2 separate regions of the Homo sapiens genome follow, and region 2 is linked to region 1. A link is an interaction called in ENCODE POLR2A ChIA-PET data of the cell type or tissue named here. Cell type or tissue: HepG2. All regions are shown on one strand.

Evidence for each region. ChIA-PET counts read pairs that join two places held together with the same protein. Peaks named below come from ENCODE experiments on the same cell type or tissue, not always from the same donor. Only the 100,000 strongest peaks of a DNase experiment are listed, where the experiment ranks them.
Region 2: POLR2A ChIA-PET joins it to region 1 with 7 read pairs; 1 of 35 experiments calls an interaction of 5 or more read pairs at or near these places.

Annotation. Positions count from the first base shown.
Region 1 is chr3:32,662,266-32,667,265 of GRCh38, forward strand. No RefSeq gene overlaps it. Among named protein-coding and RNA genes, the nearest start is that of CNOT10, 20 kb to the right of the region's middle. In HepG2, a CTCF peak has its summit at 2,682 (motif pointing left); a DNase peak (open chromatin) is centred at 2,716; H3K4me3 peaks cover 436 bases.
Region 2 is chr3:33,065,519-33,070,518 of GRCh38, forward strand. It overlaps GLB1 (galactosidase beta 1), which reads right to left. Exons shown (of 16, transcript NM_000404.4): 3 at 3,302-3,452; 4 at 2,712-2,772; 5 at 1-39. Among named protein-coding and RNA genes, the nearest start is that of GLB1, 29 kb to the right of the region's middle. In HepG2, no CTCF peak of the experiment used is centred here; DNase peaks (open chromatin) are centred at 2,063 and 4,553.

The sequences.
Region 1 (5,000 bases):
ATATGTTAATTAGCCTGATTTAATCATTCTACAATGTATTCATGTTTCATAACATCACAGTTTACCCCATAAATATATACAGTTATTATCAGTCAATTAAAAATGAAATATGGCCCGGCATGGTGGCTCATACCTGTAATCCCAGCACTTTGGGAGGCCAAAGCAGGCAGATTGCTTGAGTCCAGGAGTTCGAGACCAGCCTGGGCAACATGGAACATGGTGAAACCCTGTCTCTACAAAAACAAACAAACAAAAATTAGCTGGACATGGAGGTGCATTCCTGTAATCCTAACTACTAGGGAAGCTGAAGTGGGAGGATGGCTTGAGCCTAGAGGGTTGAGGCTGCAGTGAGCTGTGAGCATGCCATTGCACTCCAGCCTGGGCAACAGAGTGAGGCTCTGTCTCAAAAAAAAAAAAAAAAAAAAAAAAGAAATAAAATATAAGGGACATGAAATAAAGCAAATTACCATGACAGGAAGTCAGGTAACAAGCCTTGCCAGTCTACAAGTGCTTTGGGACAAGATGTAGGGACAGCTGAGTGGGATTTCCCAGCATTTCCTGCAATTGAGCAAGGTTCAACTGCTTGCAAGGTTAATGAAATATGGCTAGTCACCAAAGGAAGTTAAACAGTAGCAAAGATCCAAAACAAAGTTACCTGCAGGAGAAGATACCTAGGTTTATTTCCATTTGCATTATTTGCTATAAATAGTGAGGCCTTGGCCTCCTTGTACCACCCTAAGGAAAAGGACTATTGTTCTTTCTTTGGTTTTATTGATAAATGAAAGAGCAAAGGTGGAAGGTGTACCCACAGTCGGTAAAATTCTCAGACTGAACCAGCTGGACTGAGGAAGAGAAACAAGAGATGGTATGCATAGGGATATCTGGTAGTCCAGACAGAAGTAAGTGAGAGAAGAGATATTTCTTCTCTGAAATATATCAGAAAGATAGTGGCTAATCCATCACAGACACAACAAATACAGGTTGAATGGAGGAACACAGACCCCAGTCAGTCTCACTATGTGGTTACTTATGTATGTAGTTCAGCTAAGTTATTTACATTCATGTTGGAATTGGACCTACAAGGTTTAAACCTGACAGTTTTGAGAGACATTATCAGACACTCAAAAAAAGAAACCTGTTTAAAAATGCCTTCCCTGGCTCTCCCTCTCCCTCTTCCCTCTTCCCTCTTCCCTCTCCCCTCTCGCCTCTCCCCACAGTCTCCCTCTCCCTCTCTTTCCATGGTCTCCCTCTGATGCCGAGCCGAAGCTGGACTGTACTGCTGCCATCTCGGCTCACTGCAACCTCCCTGCCTGATTCTCCTGCCTCAGCCTGCCGAGTGCCTGCGATTGCAGGCGCGTGCCGCCATGCCTGACTGGTTTTCGTATTTTTTTGGTGGAGACGGGGTTTCGCTGTGTTGGCCGGGCTGGTCTCCAGCTCCTAACCGCGAGTGATCCGCCAGCCTCAGCCTCCCGAGGTGCCGGGATGGCAGACGGAGTCTGGTTCACTCAGTGCTCAATGGTGCCCAGGCTGGAGTGCAGTGGCGTGATCTCGGCTCGCTACAACCTCCACCTCCCAGCTGCCTGCCTTGGCCTCCCAAAGTGCCAAGATTGCAGCCTCTGCCTGGCCGCCACCCCTTTTGGGAAGTGAGGAGCGTCTCTGCCTGGCCGCCTATCGTCTGGGACGTGAGGAGCCCCTCTGCCTGGCTGCCCAGTCTGGAAAGTGAGGAGCGTCTCTGCCCGGCCGCCATCCCATCTAGGAAGTGAGGAGCGCCTCTTCCCGGCCGCCATCCCATCTAGGAAGTGAGGAGCGTCTCTGCCCGGCCTCCCATCGTCTGAGATGTGGGGAGCGCCTCTGCCCCGCCGCCCCGTCTGGGATGTGAGGAGCGCCTCTACCCGGCCGTGACCCCGTCTGGGAGGTGAGGAGCGTCTCTGCCCGGCCGCCCCGTCTGAGAAGTGAGGAGCCTCTCCGCCCGGCAGCCACCCCATCCGGGAGGGAGGTGGGGGTCAGCCCCCGCCAGGCCAGCCGCCCCATCCGGGAGGTGAGGGGCGCCTCTGCCCGGCCGCCCCTACTGGGAAGTGAGGAGCCCCTCTGCCCGGCCACCACCCCGTCTGGGAGGTGTACCCAACAGCTCATTGAGAACGGGCCATGATGACAATGGCGGTTTTGTGGAATACAAAGGGGGGAAAGGTGGGGAAAAGATTGAGAAATCGGATGGTTGCCGTGTCTGTGTAGAAAGAAGTAGACATGGGAGACTTTTCATTTTGTTCTGTACTAAGAAAAATTCTTATCCTGTTGATCTGTGACCTTACCCCCAACCCTGTGCTCTCTGAAACATGTGCTGTGTCCACTCAGGGTTAAATGGATTAAGGGCGGTGCAAGATGTGCTTTGTTAAACAGATGCTTGAAGGCAGGATGCTCCTTAAGAGTCATCACCACTCCCTAATCTCAAGGACCCAGGGACACAAACATTGCGCAAGGCCGCAGGGTCCTCTGCCTAGGAAAACCAGAGACCTTTGTTCACTTGTTTATCTGCTGACCTTCCCTCCACTATTGTCCTATGACCCTGCCAAATCCCCCTCTGCGAGAAACACCCAAGAATGATCAATAAAAAATAAAAAAATAAAAATAAAATAAAATAAAATAAATGCCTACCCTGGCTGTAGAATAATTTGTGTTATGATACCACCTAGTGGTCAATGGTAAATGTATGTTTTCAAGTTAAGCATGTACAAGCAAAGGCACAAAGATATTCAATACATATGTAAAATGCACGTCCACAAGGATCACTGTCCTTTATAAGCTGATAGTCAATGTTTTGAAAACCATTGTTTTTCATATATATTTTCCCCTTTTAAATTGTTTTCTCTACCTTTTCCTTAATGGTAGTTAGTATTCCGTGGTATGGAGTTGTCTTCATTTATTTAGCCAATCTTCCACAATGATCTTGTGAGATATTTTCCAATTTTTTGCTATTTCAAAGCATATTACAACCACCATCTTTTTACATGTAACTTGTCTTCCTTTGCATGATAACTGTGCAGACACATGTCAATAGAGGGCTCTGGCCGGGCCCGGTGGCTCACGCCTGTAATCCCACCATTTTGGGAGGCCAAGGTGGGTGGATCACCTGAGGCCAGGAGTTCGAGACCAGCCTCGCCAACATGGTGAAACTCCGTCACTGCTAATAAAACAAAAATTAGCCAGGAGTGGTGGTGCATGCCTGTAATCCCAGCTACTTTGGAGGCTGAGGCAGGAGAATTGCTTGAACCCAGGAGGCAGAGGTTGCAGTAAGTTTGCGCCATTGTACTCCAGCTTGGGTGACGAGCAAAACTCCACCTCCAAAAAAAAAACAAAAGTTCATTTCTTTCTTGTGCGGAAATAAAGTATAACACATACAATTATGTACAGCACATAATACTTGGTAATGATATTTAAAAATTATGTTACTAGTTTATGTATTTACTATGCTGTACTTTTTTCATTATTTTAGAGTGTACTCCTTCTACTTATTACAAAAAAAGTTAACTGTAAAACAGCCTGAGGCAGGTTCCTCAGCAGGTATTCCAAAGGCAGGCACTGTTTTTGTTTGTTTGTTTGTTTGTTTTGAGACAGTCTCGCTCTTTTGCCCAGGCTGGAGTGAAGTGGCACGATCTCAGCTCACTGCAACCTCCACCCCCCAGGTTCAAGCAACTCTCCTGCCTCAGCCTCCCAAGTAGCTGGGACTACAGGCATCGCCATCATGCCTAGCTAATTTTTGTATTTTTAGTAGAGACAAGGTTTTGCCATGTTGGCCAGACTGGTCTCGAACTCCTGACCTCAGGTGATCCACCTGCCTTGCCCTCCCAAAGTGCTAGGATTATAGGCGTGAGCCACTGCACCCAGCCAGGCATTGTTATTATAGGGTTAACTAAGGTTAATTTATCATTGAAGATAAATTTCTGGCCAGGTGCAGTGGCTCACACCTGTAATCCCAGCATTTTGGGAGGCCAAGGTGGGAAGATCGCTTGAGCCCAGGAGTTCGAGACTGGCCTGGGCAACATAGTGAGACCCTGTCTCTTTTTTTTTAATTAAAAAATTAATAAATAGCCCAGGCGCGGTGGCTCACGCCTATAATCCCAGCACTTTGGGAGGCCGAGGCGGGTGGATTACGAGGTCAGGAGATCGAGACCATCCTGGCTAACAAGGTGAAACCCTGTCTCTACTAAAAATACAAAAAATTAGCCGGGCATGGTGGTGGGCGCCTGTAGTCCCAGCTACTCAGGAGGCTGAGGCAGGAGAATGGTGTGAACCCAGGAGGCGGAGCTTGCAGTGAGCCGAGATTGCGCCACTGCACTCCAGCCTGGGCGACAGAGCGAGACTCCGTCTCAAAAAAAAAAAAAAAAAAAATTAGTAAATAATGCCGGGTGTGTTGGCTCACGCCTGTAATCGTTTCACTTTGGGAAGCCAAGGCGGGTGGATCACCTGAGGTCAGGAGTTTGAGACCAGCCTGGCCAACACGGTGAAACCCCATCTCTACTAAAAATACAAAAATTAGCCGGGCGTGGTGGCATGTGCCTGTAATCCCAGCTACTCGGGATCCTGAGGCAGGAGAATCACTTGAACCTGGGAGGCGAAGGTTGCAGTGAGCTGAGATCGTGCCACTGCATTCCAGCCTGGGCAACAAGAGCAAAACTCTGTCTCCAAATAAATAAATATATAAATAATAAAGAGAAAAATTTTCTTTCTATAAAGGTAGTGTAGTTTAAGTGTACAGTGCTTATAAAGTCTACAGAAGTGTACAGCAATGTCGTGGGCTTTCACATTAACTCACCACTCACTCACTGACTCACTCGGAGTAACTTCAAGCCCTGCAAACTCCATTCATGGCAAGTGCCCTATAAGGGTGTACCATTTTTTATCTTTTATACTATCATTTACTGTGTCCTTTCTATGTTTAGGTACACAAATATTTACCATTGTGTTACAATTGCCTACAGTATTCAGTAAAGTAACATGTTGTT
Region 2 (5,000 bases), 400 kb after region 1:
GAAGGACTCCCAACCACTTGTCCACAGCTGCCAGGTAATCTGGAAAACAAGAAAAGTTTAACACAAGCTTGTCCAACCCCAGCCTGTAAGCCACATGCAGCCCAGGATGGCTTTGAATGTGGCCCAACACAAATTCGTAAACTTTTTAAAAACATTCTGAGTTTTCTGGCTGGGTGCGGTGGCTCACGCCTGTAATCCCAGCACTTTGGGAGGCTGAGGCAGGCAGATCACCAGATGTCGGGAGTTCGAGACCAGCCTGACCAACATGGAGAAACCCCATCTCTACTAAAAATGCAAAATTAGCCAGGCTTGGTGGCGCATGCCTGTAATCCCAGCTACTTGGGAGGCTGAGGCAGGAGAATTGCTTGAACCCGGGGGGGCGGAGGTTGCGGTGAGCCAAGATCGCACCATTGCACTCCAGCCTGGGCAACAAGAGTGAAACTCTGTCTCAAAAAAAAAAAAAAAAAAAATTATGATTTAGTACAAAGAGACACCAGTGCAGCCTTATTACACCAGGGCTGGCAGCAGAGATCAGGATATACAGGACTCGACAAGTACCTTCTGAAGTAAAAGTCTCATAAAAGTTGTCCTGCATGTAGTTGTCTCCTCAGCTGAGCTCCTCAGGGGACGAGGACCAGTGTGCCTGTATCCATCTGCTATGGTTGGAATGTTTGTCCCTCTGAAACTCATGTTGAAATCGAATCCCCAATGTGGTAGTATTGAGAGGTGGGGCCTTTAAGAGGTGTTGAGTCATGAGGGCTCAGCCCTCATAAGTAGATCAATCCACTCATGGATTAATAGATTAATAGGTTAATGGATTCATGGGTCATCATGGGAATGGGACTGGTGGCTTTATAAGAAGAGGGAGAGAGATCTGAGCTAGGACACTCAGCCCCCTCACCATGTGATGCCCTGTGCCCCCTCAGGACTCTGCAGAGTCCCCACCAGCAAGAAGGCCCTCACCAGATATAGCCCCTCCACCTTGAACTTCTTGGCCTCCATAACTGTAGGAAATAAATGCTTTTCTTTATAAATTACTCAGTTTCAGGTATTCTGTTACAAGCAACAGAAAACAGACTAAGACCATCCTTGCCACAGGACACAAAGCCTGGAGCATAGAACATATCCAAGCAATGTTTGCTGAATGAAGAAAAGAGTGACTGAACAGTGTATCCTCTTCTCAGTCACAGGAAGGCTTTTTTTCCGTATAAAATGAAGTTCTAATAAATTCTATATTTATATTGTCAAATAGGAATAATAAATGTACATGCCACATAAAGTTGGCATAAAGATTAAATGAGTTACCACAGTGAAAACACCAATAATATGCTAAGCGTGCAAAACATGAAGGTACTGGAGTAAGACAAAGAAAAAAACTATCATTTACACATTGCTCTATAAAAGTGGCCAGAATATAGAAGGCATTGCAGCTACCAAGCAATCCAATGACACCATCCCAGAAACTGTCATTTTGTTTTTATTTCTTTTTTTTTTTTTTTTTGAGACAGAGTTTCGCTCTTGTTGCCCAGGCAGGAATGCAATGGCGCAATCTGGGCTCACTGCAACCTCTGCCTCCCAGCTTCAAGCAATTCTCCTGCCTCAGCCTCCCGAGTAGCTGGGATTACAGGCATGCACCACCACACCCAGCTAATTTTGTATTTTTTAGTAGAGACAGGGTTTCCTCATGTTGGTCAGGCTGGTCTCGAACTCCTGACCTCAGGTGATCCACCCACCTCGGCCTCCCAAAGTGCTGGGATTACAGGCATGAGCCACTACGCCCGACCTTATTTCTTTTTTTGAGACAAAGTCCCTCTCTGTTGCCCAGGATGGAGTGCAGTGGTACAATCATGGCTCACTGCAGTCTCAACCTCCCAGGCTCAAGCAATCCTCCCACCTCAGCCTCCCGGACTACAGGCATGTGCCAGCACACCTGGCTAATTTTTATAGAGATAGGGTCTCGCTATGTTACCTAGGCTGGTATCAAACTCCTGGGCTCAAGCAATCCCTCCACTTTGGCCTCCCAAAGTGCTGAGATTACAAGTGTGAGTCACCATGCCTGACTTGTCATTTTGATTAGCGAGGTGCTATCATTGGCTGTGGAATATGCTAAGTAAATAGGAAGAGAAAGCACTGAAGTCAGTTGGTCAACCGCAAACAGGGTTCAATACCAATTCAAAGAATTACCAGTTTATCAGTAAGATCTGGTTACGTAGTTCAAAGCCTAATTTCCTAGAGGTTTAGTTTGTTGCTATGCACTGGTCAGTGATAAACACTCAGACTTTCACTAAACTTTCAAAAGTATTTGTGCAGAGGTACCCCAGCCTTCAAAATACCTCCCCCTTTTGATATAAATTGTTGAAGCTTTTTTGTTTGTTTGTTTGTTTTGAGACAGAGTCACGCTTTGTCACCCAGGCTATAGTGCATTGATACGATCTCGGTTCACTGCAACTTCCGCCTCCAGGGTTCAAGCAATCCTTCTGCCTCAGCCTCCTGAGTAGCTGGGATTACAGGCGCCCACCACCATGCCCAGCTAATTTTTTGTATTTTTAGTAGGGGCGAGGTTTTGCCATTTTGGCCAGCCTGGTCTCGAACTCCCAACCTCAGGTAATCCACCCGCCTCAGCCTCCCAAAGTGTCAGGATTACAGGCGTGAGCCACCGCACCTAGGCTGAAGCTTTTATAAATCTTCTCAAGACATCTGTAACAACCTACCTGGGTCGGAGGAGCGGAGAAGAATAGACTCTTTCTCTAGCAGCCAAGCAGGTAATCCTCCCTAGTTCAGGGAAAACAAGCCATTATAATGTCTGTTCCGTGAAGGGTGCTCAGAGGAGATAGAAATTACTATTAGTAGTTATGGAAAAGAATAAAAGCTTCAAGGGACAAGGGGTATTTGAGCTGGGCTTTTTGGTTTATAACTTGCAGAGAAATTAGAAATTGGAATGTAGGACAATTAAGATCACTCTGCATGAATGCAATGTTTTAAGGACCAAAGCCCTTTTCATAAAGATTTTTCAATTTAATTTCACAAATACCCTGTGACGTAGATAGAGAAGACACCATTAACTGCTTCTTACAGATGAGCAAGCTGAGGTATGTGAGTGACCACCAAGAGGAGAGCCCATGCCCTGACCCTGGCCTGTTTCTCTGCCTGGGCACCTTGTCAAGGTAAAAGACACCTGTGCTGGGTACAGTCCCAGGCCCCATGCTCTCTGGAATGCAGGTCTGCTTTAATTCCCTTTGCCCCAGAGCTGCTGCCTGCCAGCTCACACACACCAGGTAGAGCCCAGTCTAGCCACACTCACCATTTCCCACTCTGCACAGATGTAGGGCCCGGGCCTCAGGATAACCAGCAGTCCCAGCTCATGAGCCAGCCGAAGAAAATATTCCACATCATGGTCCTCAGAAAACTGGTACTGTCCTGGCCAGGGCTCATGAAAGTTCCAGGGCACATACCTGCCAAGACACACACAGCCCCTTCCTGGATACTTGGCAGAGTCAAGAAGAAAGAAGCGTGGGGAAAGGGCCTCATTAGGACTATTGCTAACACATGGATAAGAGGGAGAAGGCGCTTTGAAAGAAAAATTATCCAAGGCTGGGCACAGTGGCTCAGGCCTCTAATCCCAGCACTCTGGGAAGTCACGGTGGGTGGATGGCTTGAGCCCAGGAGTTTGACACCAGCCTGGAAAACATGGTGAAACCCCGTCTCTACAAAAAACACAAAAAAATTAGCCAGGGTGTATGCCTGTGGTCCCAGTTACCCTGGAGGCTTGAGGTGGAGGTTTGCTTAAGCTAGGGAGGTTGAAGCTGCAGTGAGCTGTGATTGTGCCACTGCACTCCAAACTGGATGACAGAGTGAGACCCTGTGTCAAAATAAAGAAAGAAAAGAAAAGAAAAATTATCCAGAATTTGGATATAAGGCAAAAGGGTGACTGCATTTCCTTTCCATGTTATAATGGAGGACTGTCCAATGGGCCCACTGAGGCTTCCTTCATTCTCCAGGGGAGATATTTTGTTTGACTTACTATTTACTATTGATTAAGGGAAGAACTTTGAAGTTACAGATTAATTTGTAGATTATTGCCTGAGAGAGAAACAAATGATTGTCATACAGAGAAGACAACTCTAAAGGTTGCTTTTTCATTCATTGCCCTTTATGATACTAACCAGTTTTATCTCTAAAGATAACTTTATTTGAACATGACTTTCTTGACTGACCGTAAACCTCCCTTCCTCAAATTCTCCTTTGAATTAGCTTTACCATCTAGCTAGTTTCCTCAGTAATAAGTTAAATAAATTTTTAAAAACTTTTATTTTAGGTTCAGGGGTACATGTGCAGGTTTGTTATACAGGTAAATTGCGTGTCATGGGGGTTTGGTGTACAGATTATTTAGTCACCCAGATAATCTGCCTAGTACACGATAGGGGAACTCACCCTCCTCCCACCCTCCACCCTCAAGTAGGCCCCATTGTCTGTTGTTCCCTTCTTTGTGTCCATATGTACTCGATGTTTAGCTACCACTTATAAGTGAGAACATGTGGTATTTGGTTTTCTGTCCCTGTGTTTGCTCAGGATAATAGCCTCCAGCTGCATCCAGTTTGCTGTAAAGGACATGATCTCATTCTTTTTTGTGATTTTTGTAGTATTCCATGGTGTATATGTACCACATTTTCTTTATCCAGTTAAATAAATTTCTGACATATGTCCATTATATACTTGTTTGTAAGTCAGGTTTTTAGCTTTTTGTAATTATATTTTGCATAAATAATTGAATTGAGGTGCTCTGTGGAAGGGGAAAGAGCTCAAAAATCCAGTATCCTACATAAATTTCTAAACTGTCTATAGAGAAAGATATGGTGTAGAACCATAAACCACAGGACACATAGACCTTCCCGCTTGGCAGCCTCTTGGGAGGGGCCTTGTTATGAATTTTTACAGCAGCTCCCCAAGCTAGTCAGACTTCATGGGGACACTTCTTAAAATCAACAACAACAACAGAAAAC